2 separate regions of the Homo sapiens genome follow, and region 2 is linked to region 1. A link is a loop called in an ENCODE intact Hi-C map of the cell type or tissue named here. Cell type or tissue: endothelial cell of umbilical vein. All regions are shown on one strand.

Region 1 (5,000 bases):
TCAGGTCTTGGCCCTGGGAGTTCTTCTGATGGACCCAAGAAAATGACTGCTTTTAATTTATAGATATTGGATATTGCAAATCATACTACACAGCATGTTTCTGTTTTCACTCTGGCCGCCAGGGAACTCAGAGCCAAATTTGCTGCTTGCCATTAACCATAGCATAGGTTCTAATGGCCTATATTTTGGCATCAAACTTTCTTTCAGCTTTGCTCTTTAAATTGCTTTGAATACATTTTTGTTGTGCACCATAAATCCTTTTGAGGACAAGTCCCAGTGTAGTGATAGAAAAGAAAGGTTCTGTCATGCCCTTTCCCCCCGCCCCTCACAGCCTGCTATCTTAGGAGTTTTCCTCCTTGCTCATCTGCATTCCTTTCTGCTCCTCCTCTGCCCACCTCAGGCTTTCTCTCCCGCGTTGGGCATTTACAGAGGCTCAGTGGCCTTGCAAGAAAGGCTGATCCATGAGAGGGCTCAAGCTTGGCCCAAACCTGAGACTACCAGGTTCAGAAAACTCACTGAAGCTGGAGAGAATAATAGGACGCCTCTTAGAACAGATGTTTTAAGAAGCAGCTTCACATAACCCTTGCTTCTAAGGGTTTGGGTGGTTTCCTAGGAATCAATGCATGATGGGCTATGAGACCAGTGAGGTGGTTTGGCCATTGGCCTCCACTCCTGGGTATCATGGAGCATATTGAGAGCTTCCTCGTAAGACCCAGAAGAGGAGGAAATGGCAGCGGATGCTCGCACACACTGGAGCATCACCTGTCTTTTTGTGGTGTTTGAGATCCAGAAAGTGTTTTGAATTTTGTCAAGTCTGCCTTGGGAGCGTCTCCCCTCATGGTGCATGGAGTGCAGGACCACAGCGAAGAGGGGGTGCCTCATAGGTTGCACAGAGGGCAAGGAGAAGGGATGGCCCTATTTTATTTGTAGGGCTTCATTGCTTTCCATCCAGAGTCCCTGTGCTCTGTTCTGGTCTTTGGCACATAGCTCTCAAGAGGAGGGCTTAGTGTGTGTTTGGTTGCGGGGGGGTGGGGTGGGGGCAGGGGGCCAGAAGGCCAGAAGGCCAGAGGAGACTCTGTGTGATGGTTTCACAGGCCAACCCTCCTGAGCTGGACCAGGTCGAGGACCTGGCCTCTCTCATCAGTGTCAACGAATCCAGTGTCCTGAACACGCTTCTGCAGCGCTACAAAGCTCAGCTGCTGCACACCTGCACAGGGCCTGATCTGATTGTCCTCCAGCCCCGGGGGCCCTCGGTGCCTTCTGCAGGGAAGGTGAGGTGGGACCATTGTGGGCAGGGCTGAGGGGCTGAGGGCAGGGGGGCCTGGGGGGATCCCTCTGCATCTGAGGTGACAGTAGAACCATCAGAGCCCCCAGTCGACCTGTCTGCAAGCAGCATCCTTCTCGCGGCATTGTGGCATCCTGTGGCATGGACCATGAGATTCCCCCATTCCCTGGAGGGAAAGATCAGTCACCATTAGGACAGAAACAGCAGCATTAAATATCACAAGAGTAACGAAAGAAAATACTGAATGAGTGTGAACTCTACCAGACACTGCTGTATGCACCTTCTTGTATTAACTCAGTTGAGTCTCACATATCCACCTGAAAACACAGGTACTGTGATTAGCCCATTTTACAGATGAGAAGAGCCGGCTGGGCCAGGCGCAGGCTAAACTCTCAGGTCTAGCGAGCAGAGTTGCTGGGAGAAAACCCAGGATACAGGGCTCCTGTGTGCTCTTCATCCCATGCTGAACTCTCAGGAGTCCTGAGCACCCACATCAACGGGGAAACAGAAGCTTCAGTTGTACTTTAGTTTTTTTCCTCGGAAGTGTAGAAACGGCCAATTTTTGTTGAGATGGGCAAGAGCAAAGGAAATCTCTAAGCGCCACCTTGTGGACGCACGAGGCACCTCAGCCGAGTCATTGAAGCGTGGGCCCCTTCATTCCTTCAACCCATAGTGATTGAGCTATTGATTGAGGGTCTCCTACCGGGCCACGCACAAAGAACATCAGGGAAGGTGCCAGGCGAGCAACCCTCCCCTTGTGGAGTTGCTGTTCTAGGAAGAAAAGACAGTCCATCAACAATAAAGATAAGAGTGGCCCGAGCAGATGAGTGGAGGAAGAGGTGGGAGAGGTTGGGAAAAACCAGGACAGAGCCGTGTCAGTTCTCAGGGTGATGATTCTGGCTTTCACTCTGAGTGGGATGGCAGCTACTATGGGTATTTATTTATTTATTTACTTTTGAGACGGAGTCTCTCTGTGTCGCCCAGGCTGGAGTGCAGTGGCACGATCTCGGCTCACTGCAAGCGCCGCCTCCCGGGTTCACGCCATTCTCCTGCCTCAGCCCCCCGAGTAGCTGGGACTACAGGCACCCGCCACCACGCCCAGCTAATTTTTTGTATTTTTAGTAGAGATGGGGTTTCACCGTGTTAGCCAGGATGGGCTCGATCTCCTGAGCTCGTGATCCGCCCGCCTCGGCCTCCCAAAGTGCTGGGATTACAGGCATGAGCCACTGCGCCTGGCCGATTTGTATCTATTTTTTATGAACTGGGCAGCCTCCTGAGCCAGAGTAGGCTTAGAGAGAGTCCCTACTGGGGTTTTTAGCAGAGCAATGACATGCTGTGACTTAGGTTGTAAAAGGATGCCTTTGGCTGCTGGGTGGAGGACAGATGGGAAGAGGCTCAGTGGAGGCAGGGAGGCCTGTCGGAGGTGAGACATCTTACCTGTGTGCTCTTCTGGAGACTCACTGGGAAGTCAGAAGCCCCTAGGACACCTGGTGTCTAGGAAAGATCATGATACCTCTTCTGGTTTCCATGTTCTCCTCTGCCAACTGGGGGTGAAAACACATCTTGCCCTTTGGGGCCCTGTGGGACAAATCCATCCCTAGTCCCTGAGGCAATGCTAAATCCATTAAAGGGGATATAGTGGGCCTGTACCCCTCTCTCCAAGATTTTTCTCCTCCAGAGTGACCCACACCACACCTTCAGTCACTCCCAGGGGCTCTCCCACCACCGCTGTCCATGGTCAAGGGCCTGGGAGGACCTCAGAAGCTCTGGGTGGGCCAGAGCTTGGCACGTGCCCTCTCCCGTCCTTGTGGTGAGTGCTTAGGCTTCTGTTGCTGCAGCCCAAGGCCTCTGAGCTGTCCACATTGCCGAGGGACTCCTCCGGCTCCCTGGAAATCCCTGGAAGGGACATTTTTATAGACCCAGATAGCAATCAGGTCCTCATTGGCCATCCTGGATTGAGGCATCAGAACTTAGGCAAAAGCGCCAAAAGATGCAGGCATTGGTACGCACTCTGAAGGTAGATCCCCCTACTTCCCTTCCTAACCCTGGGGTGGGGTGCGGCACTGGTCCGCACCCTTCCCTCAAGTCTTCCAGCCTCCCACACTCAAACCCACAGCCACCTCCTGTCCTTAGGCCGGATCAACCTCTGATTCCCCAAATGGCCACCAGGTGGGAGCACAGGCCTGCGGTGAGGCTGAGACCACCTCGAGGATGGGCTGGGTGGGGTCTGGACACACCGGGGGACTCTCTCACTATGGGGCTAGCCCCACCAGGCAGCTGGGGTCTGGGTGTGTGCCTGGGGACATGGAGGTCTAGGTGAATAAGAGGGTGAGTTTGAGCATGGGTGCGACCCCGTGGGTAGAGGTGGATCCCATCTCTGTGTGCAGAGCCCGCCGCAACTGTTGCGTGCATGTGCCTACAAGCACACTTCTGTGCATGCGTGCAAGGGCACATGTACACAGATGCAAAGGCATGTGTGCATGCATGCATATAGGAGGGCCTTCAGGAACCTGGATGTGCAGAATTCTTCCTTCTCCCCCTAGGCAGTGGGCCTGAGCAGGCTGATGGACAGGACTGCCCGTTCATTGAACTTTAGTTTTCCCAGACTGGGGGATGGCTCTAGGACTGAGACCCCAGGACCCTCTGACTGCCTTAAGCCCTAAGGCTGTGTCCAGCCAGTGTGGGGGCATATCCCTCCTTTGCCTGCATTAGGTTCCTGCTGAGCCCTACATCTGGCATCAGGATAGGGACTCATGACTGTTCCTCAGGGGCTTGGAGCAGGAAGAGCCAACAGTGGATTGGAGACAGCCCCAGCCCCAAGCTAGACATCTAGGCTGAGGGGAGGGCCATCACACCAGGGTTTGTGCCCCTAGTTCGGCCAAAGGACTGCGCTAGGGAGGGCAGATGGGGCCTTGCCGGACCCAGTGGACACCCTCAGCATCTTGGGCTTCAGACATCCTCCTGCAGCAGGGCCCATTCCTCTTTTCCTTTTGGTGCCCTCCTGCTGACCTCACAGTAACCTCCTGCCCTCTTCCCTCGCTGCCAAATCCAATGTCAAGTCTCTGGTCTCTTACTGAACTCAGCAGCATTTCCCTCCCTCTTCCTGGAAACACACCCTTCCTCGGCTCTAAGACTCCGCTTTCCTGGTTTTCATTCCCGCCCACTGGCCGCCCAGTCAGTCTTCCTTGTGGTCTCCCTGACCTGTCCCTGTCAGGATGCTCTGTTCTCACACTCTTCCTTGGTGATCTCATCCAGGCTTGTGGCTTTCAAACGCCTCCCGTTCACTGTAATTGAATTAATTTCTTTCATCGATCATCTCTGTCTTCCCACCAGAAGGCAAGCTCCACCAAGCAGGGACTTAAAAAAAAAAAAAATCAGGCTTACATTATAGTCCAATGCACCTTTTTAGTGTACAGTTCTGAGCATTTTTGACAAAGGTGTATAGTTGTATAACTGCTTTGACAATCAATTACATGACAGTTCCCGTCACCCCCAAAAGTTCTCTGGGCCCCCTGTGGTCAACTCAGCCCCAAGTTCTACCCCTGGTAGCCACTGATCTGTTTTTTTGTCCCTATAGTTTTACCTTAAAAAACCCATATAAATGGCATTGTATGGTATGTAACCTTTTGAATTGGCTTCTTCCAGGCAGCACAATGCATTGGAGATTCACCCATGTGGTTTTATTTATCTACAGTTTGTTCCTTTATTTTATTTC
Region 2 (5,000 bases), 300 kb before region 1:
TTATGTTTCCAAGACTTATTTACAGTTGACTCTTGAACAATGAGGGAGGGAGGGGCACTGACTCCTTCATGCAGTCAAAAATCCACCTGTAACTTTTGACTCGCCCAAAACTTAACTTCCATTGAACAGAAGACTTGCCAACGCCGTAAACAGTGGAACAACACATATTTTGTATGTTGTAGGTATTCTATATTGTATTCTTGCAATAAAGTAAGCTAGAGAAAAGAAAAAATTATTAAGAAAATCAGAAGGAGGAGAATATATATTTACTATTCATTAAGTGGAAGTGGATCATCATCAAGGTCTTCCTTCTGGTCATCTTTATATTGAGTAAGCAGAGGAGGAAGAAAAGAGGAGGCTTTGGTGTTACTGTCTCAGGAGTGGCAGAGATGGAAGAAAATCCAGGAATAAGTGGACCCACACAGTTCAAACCCATATTTGAAGGGTCAACTGTATATTGTCACATATAGTAGATTTAGATCATTCATCTTAGCTGGTGTGCACAGTTTCACTGCATATGTATAATGCAAGTTATTAATCCAGTCTCTCTTTGTTGTTGTTGTTGTTGTTTTGATACGGAGTCTCATTGTGTTGCCCAGGCTATAGTGGTGTGATCTCAGCTCACTGCAACCTCCGCCCCCTGGGTTCAAGTGATTCTCTTGCCTCAGCCTCCTGAGTAGCTGGGATTACAGGTGCCCACCACCACACCCAGCTAATTTTTGTATTTTTAGTAGAGACAGGTTTCACCATCTTGGCCAGGCTGTCCTTGAACTCCTGACCTCGTGATCCACCCGCCTCCCAGTCCCGTTTTGATGGACACTTGCGTTGCTTCCAGTGGCTGCTGCTGTACACCTTGCTGCCGTGATTAGACCATGTGCATCCGGAGCCCTTTCCTTTCTTTTGGTGGCCACCTCTCCTTGAGGGGCCTTGTGACCGTGCCGAGAGCAAGAACTCTGCAACTGGGCTGACTGGGTTCAGATTCCAAATCTGTAATTTACGGGCTGAGCAACTGAGCAAGTTGCTTAAGGACGCTGTTTTTTCATCCAGAAAAATGGAGATAATAGCAGTACTTCCTTTAGAGGTTGTTGTGAAGATTAACCTATTAGTGTCTGTGAAGCGCTTAGTACTATGAGGTGTTTAACATAATTATTATGCAGCTAAAACTTGAACATGGGGATGTGCTTACTTATTTGTGGGAGCTACAAATTAAAACAATTGAATTTATGGAGACAGTAGAAGGATGGTTACCAGCGACTAGGAAGGGTAGATGGCGGGGTGGAGTTAGGGGAGAAAGAGGGGATAGTTAATGGGTACAAAAAAATAGTTAGAATGAATAAGATCTAGTATTTGGTAGCACAACAGGGTGGCTATAGTCAACAATAATTTAATTGTACATTTAAAAATAACTAAAATAATATAATTGGATTGTTTGAAACACAAAGGATAATTGCTTGAGGGGATGGATACCCAATTTACCCCGATATGATTATTATGCATTGCATGCCTCTATCAAAATAGCTCATATGCCCCATAAATGTATACACCTACCATGTATCCACAAAAAATTAAAAATGGAAAAACATTGAGCATGGGAGGTGTGAGTGGAGCTGTCCCAGCCTCGTCTCCCAGGCTGTGCAACTTTGAACAGGTCACTGCACTGCTCCGGGTCTCACCTTCTACATCCATGAAATGGCGGTGTCGTAAGGATGACATGAGATGATGTGTAGCCTGTAACGACACTCGACTAGGATTCATTTTTCTTGTCCCACTTCTTTTCCTCACCCTTGTGAGGTCATTCAGGCACATGTCATTCAGTCACCTTCTTCGACAGATAAGTATACTGTGGCTCGGAGAGGTGGAGAGACTTTCTGTAGGTCACCCAGCGTGTCAGAGGTGAATAGACTCTGCAGGCAATGTCCATGGGGTGGGTAACAGTGGTTGTGGTTGCCACACCTTGGAGCCAGCTCAGCTCCTCCTGTAGACCCCATTAAACAGCCCCTGTCCCTGACCTCCAATCCTACCCTCCTCACTTAGCCTCCAAGCTTGGCCACCCACTGTGTTCTTGTGATGAGGTGGAACAGACACAGTCATCCACGTGGCCTCTTAGAAACAGCCACCAAATGCTCCCGTATCGTAGCAACCACAGAATCAAAACAAGCTCTTAATGAAAGATCAAAAAAGACAGGGAGCTGGAAAGCCCACTCCCTGAACCAGCCAGCCCTCTGAAGATTCCTACTGCTGGGGTTTCAGTTCAGGGAGTTTATTTGATTTGCGTCTTCAACCTCCCCGCTCCACATTGTTAACTTCTAGCAGACTGTGGCTGGGAGCCAAGAAGTGGGTTTTAAATACACAAAAGGAAACAGAGCATGGCGAGGTCTGGAGGACAGAAGCCATCAGAGAGTGGGTGTTCCGGGGGGTGGCGATCATAGAGGCACTGCACCACGCCTGGAGCCAGGGAATGACTTTTGCTTGGCCCTTGAAGTTTCTAGAGGCTGAACTTAAGCGCTGCAGCCCCTTGTACCCACTGCTCAGCCTTTAGTTGGCTTCTTGCAGTGAAATCCCAAAAGGGAAAGCCGGGAAGGCCCTTAAAGACCACTTGATCCAGTGGTTTCCAAACTTTTTTTCTTTTTTTTTTTTTTGAGATGGAGTTTAGCTCTCGTTGCCCAGGCTGGAGTGCAATGGTGTAATCTTGGTTCACCACAACCTCTGCCTCTCAGGTTCAAGTGATTCTCCTGTCTCAGCCTCCCAAGTAGCTAGGATTACAGGCATGTGCCACCACGCCCTGCTAATTTTGTATTTTTAGTAGAGACGGATGGGGTTTCACCATGTTGGTCAAGCTGGTCTCGAACTCCTGACCTCAGGTGATCTGCCCCTATTAGCCTCCCAAAGTGCTGGGATTACAGTCATGAGCCACCGCACCTGGCCCCAAACTTTTTTTTTTTTAAGCAAAGAAATTGTTTCCTGGATAACCTCACATAAAGCATCCCAGTATGTAAAGCAGATAATAGTGTTGGAAGTGACAACCTGGAATTCTGTCCATGGGGACTCTTCTCCTTGTACTCCCACACACAGAAACCCTTCAGCTTATGCTTCCAACGTCAGTGTCCAAAGAAACTTTAGACAAATCCAGCCCCTTCATTCACAGATGGAGACATTATTGTTAGTTGTAGTAAATGTTAGCTAACTACCAGTACTTACACTTTAAACGTGCCTGGCATAGGAGAATGATTTTATATGTCTGATAGTATCAAATCCCCACAACTACCTGATAAACTAAGTATTATAATGACCCTCATTTTGCAGGTGAGTAAACAGAAGTCTAGAGAGGTACAATCACTTCCGAAAGTCACCCAGCTGGTAAGTGGTGAAGGCAGAATTCAGAGCCCAGTGTGGCTGACTCAATAGCCTGTGCCATCCACCCCTACATGAGTTGCCCAGGGAGGTTAGAGACTGTCCCACAGTCTCATAGGAGCTGAGCAGGGACAACGAGGTGGCCTGGTGTGGAGGGAAGGTCACGGGTGTGTGGGGCTGGAGCTCTGGGTCCAAGATGTTCATCAGCTGCCTGTCCTGGCTGGTAAGAGACTGAGGGTGAGTGGTCAGTGAGCATGAGAGGGGGAAGGGAGCCTTGGGAGACCACACTGGAGAACCTGGAACTAGGGAGCTATAGCAGGTGTCTGAGCTAGAGAATTAATCCTACTGTTGGCTGCACATCAATATTGGGACAATAGGCCCAGATGTGTCATTCCTAATAATCACAATGGGGCAGGATGGTGCTCAAAGCACTTTACTGGCATGATCTTAATCATCACAAAGCCTCTATGAGAGAGGTGATGTCATGATACCCATTTTACAGATGAGGTCGCTGGGGGCTCAGGGAAGTGAAGTGCTTTGTCCAGGGTCACGTGGCTGAAGAGTGGGGGAGCTGACACTTGAAGCCAAGACTGGCTGACTTTCAAGCCCACATGCCTCTGTCAGTTAAGTGTGGTGATGGTAATGCTGTGTAACAAACAATCCCCCAAATCTCTGTGCTGTAGGACAGTAAGTGTTGATTTAGCTCGCATGTCTAATGTGGGTTGGCTGAGCCAGGCTGGGCTCAGCTGGGCAGCTGTGTGCTCATCCATGTGTCTCTCATCCTGTCCTGGGATCAGTGGACTAGCCTTGGCATATTCCCCTCCTGCTCATGGCAGGAGTGCAAGGGGGTGAGCAGAAACACACAAAGTCTCTTGAGGCCTAGACTCAGGACCACACAGAGTCACTCCTGCCTCATTCTATTGACCCTAGCAAGTCACAGGGCCAAACCCAGGGTCAATAGGTGGGAAATGGTACTCTGTTCTTTTAACGGGAGGAACTGCAAAGTCGCTTGGCAAGGGTGAGAATACAAAGAAGGGTAAAGAATTGGAGGCAAGTTTTGCATTATATCATATTGTCTGTGCTGGTTTAAAATATGTTCACACAGTCTTTGATAATTCCTTCAAAAGATGGAGCCTAATTCTACATCTCTTGAGTGTGGGCTAGCCTTACTGACTCCCTTTTAATGAATAGAACAAAGTGGAAGTGATGGTGTGCAACTTCCAAGGCAAGGTCATAAAAGACATTGTGGCTCCCTCCTCGCTCTCTTGAGGATCACCCACTCTAGGGAAGCCAGCTGCCATGTCGTGGGGATATTCAAGCAGCCCAGTGGAGAGACCCATGTGGTGAGGACCTGTGATCTCCAGCCAGCAGCTGTGTGAGTGGCCTATCTTGGAAGCAGCTCCTCCAGCCCCAGTTCAGTCTTCAGATGAGACTGCAGCTGCAGCTGACATCCTGACTGCAACCTGATGAGAGACCCAGAGTCAGAACTGCTCAGACTAAAGTTGCTCCTGAATTTCTGACCCGCAGGAACTGTGAGACAACAACTGTTTATTGTTTTAAGTTGCCAAGTTCTGGGGTAGATTTGCTTGCAGCAATAGATACGAATGCTGTGTCTAAGTATTCTGCCAACTCACTGCTGCCATAGCAAG

What was found. A loop is a pair of places that touch in the nucleus more often than their neighbours do. Peaks named below come from ENCODE experiments on the same cell type or tissue, not always from the same donor. Only the 100,000 strongest peaks of a DNase experiment are listed, where the experiment ranks them.
Region 2: it touches region 1 in a loop (4-fold over the local background); 93 of 110 quality-filtered maps call a loop at or near these places.

The regions. Positions count from the first base shown.
Region 1 is chr22:25,771,240-25,776,239 of GRCh38, forward strand. It overlaps MYO18B (myosin XVIIIB), which reads left to right. Exons shown (of 44, transcript NM_032608.7): 7 at 1,095-1,271. Among named protein-coding and RNA genes, the nearest start is that of MYO18B, 32 kb to the left of the region's middle. In endothelial cell of umbilical vein, CTCF peaks have their summits at 1,901 (motif pointing left) and 3,440 (motif pointing right); no DNase peak of the experiment used is centred here.
Region 2 is chr22:25,473,567-25,478,566 of GRCh38, forward strand. It overlaps LOC124905094 (a long non-coding RNA gene), which reads left to right and starts at 8. Exons shown (of 2, transcript XR_007068036.1): 1 at 8-4,038; 2 at 4,622-5,000. In endothelial cell of umbilical vein, no CTCF peak of the experiment used is centred here; a DNase peak (open chromatin) is centred at 2,325; H3K27ac peaks cover 448 bases.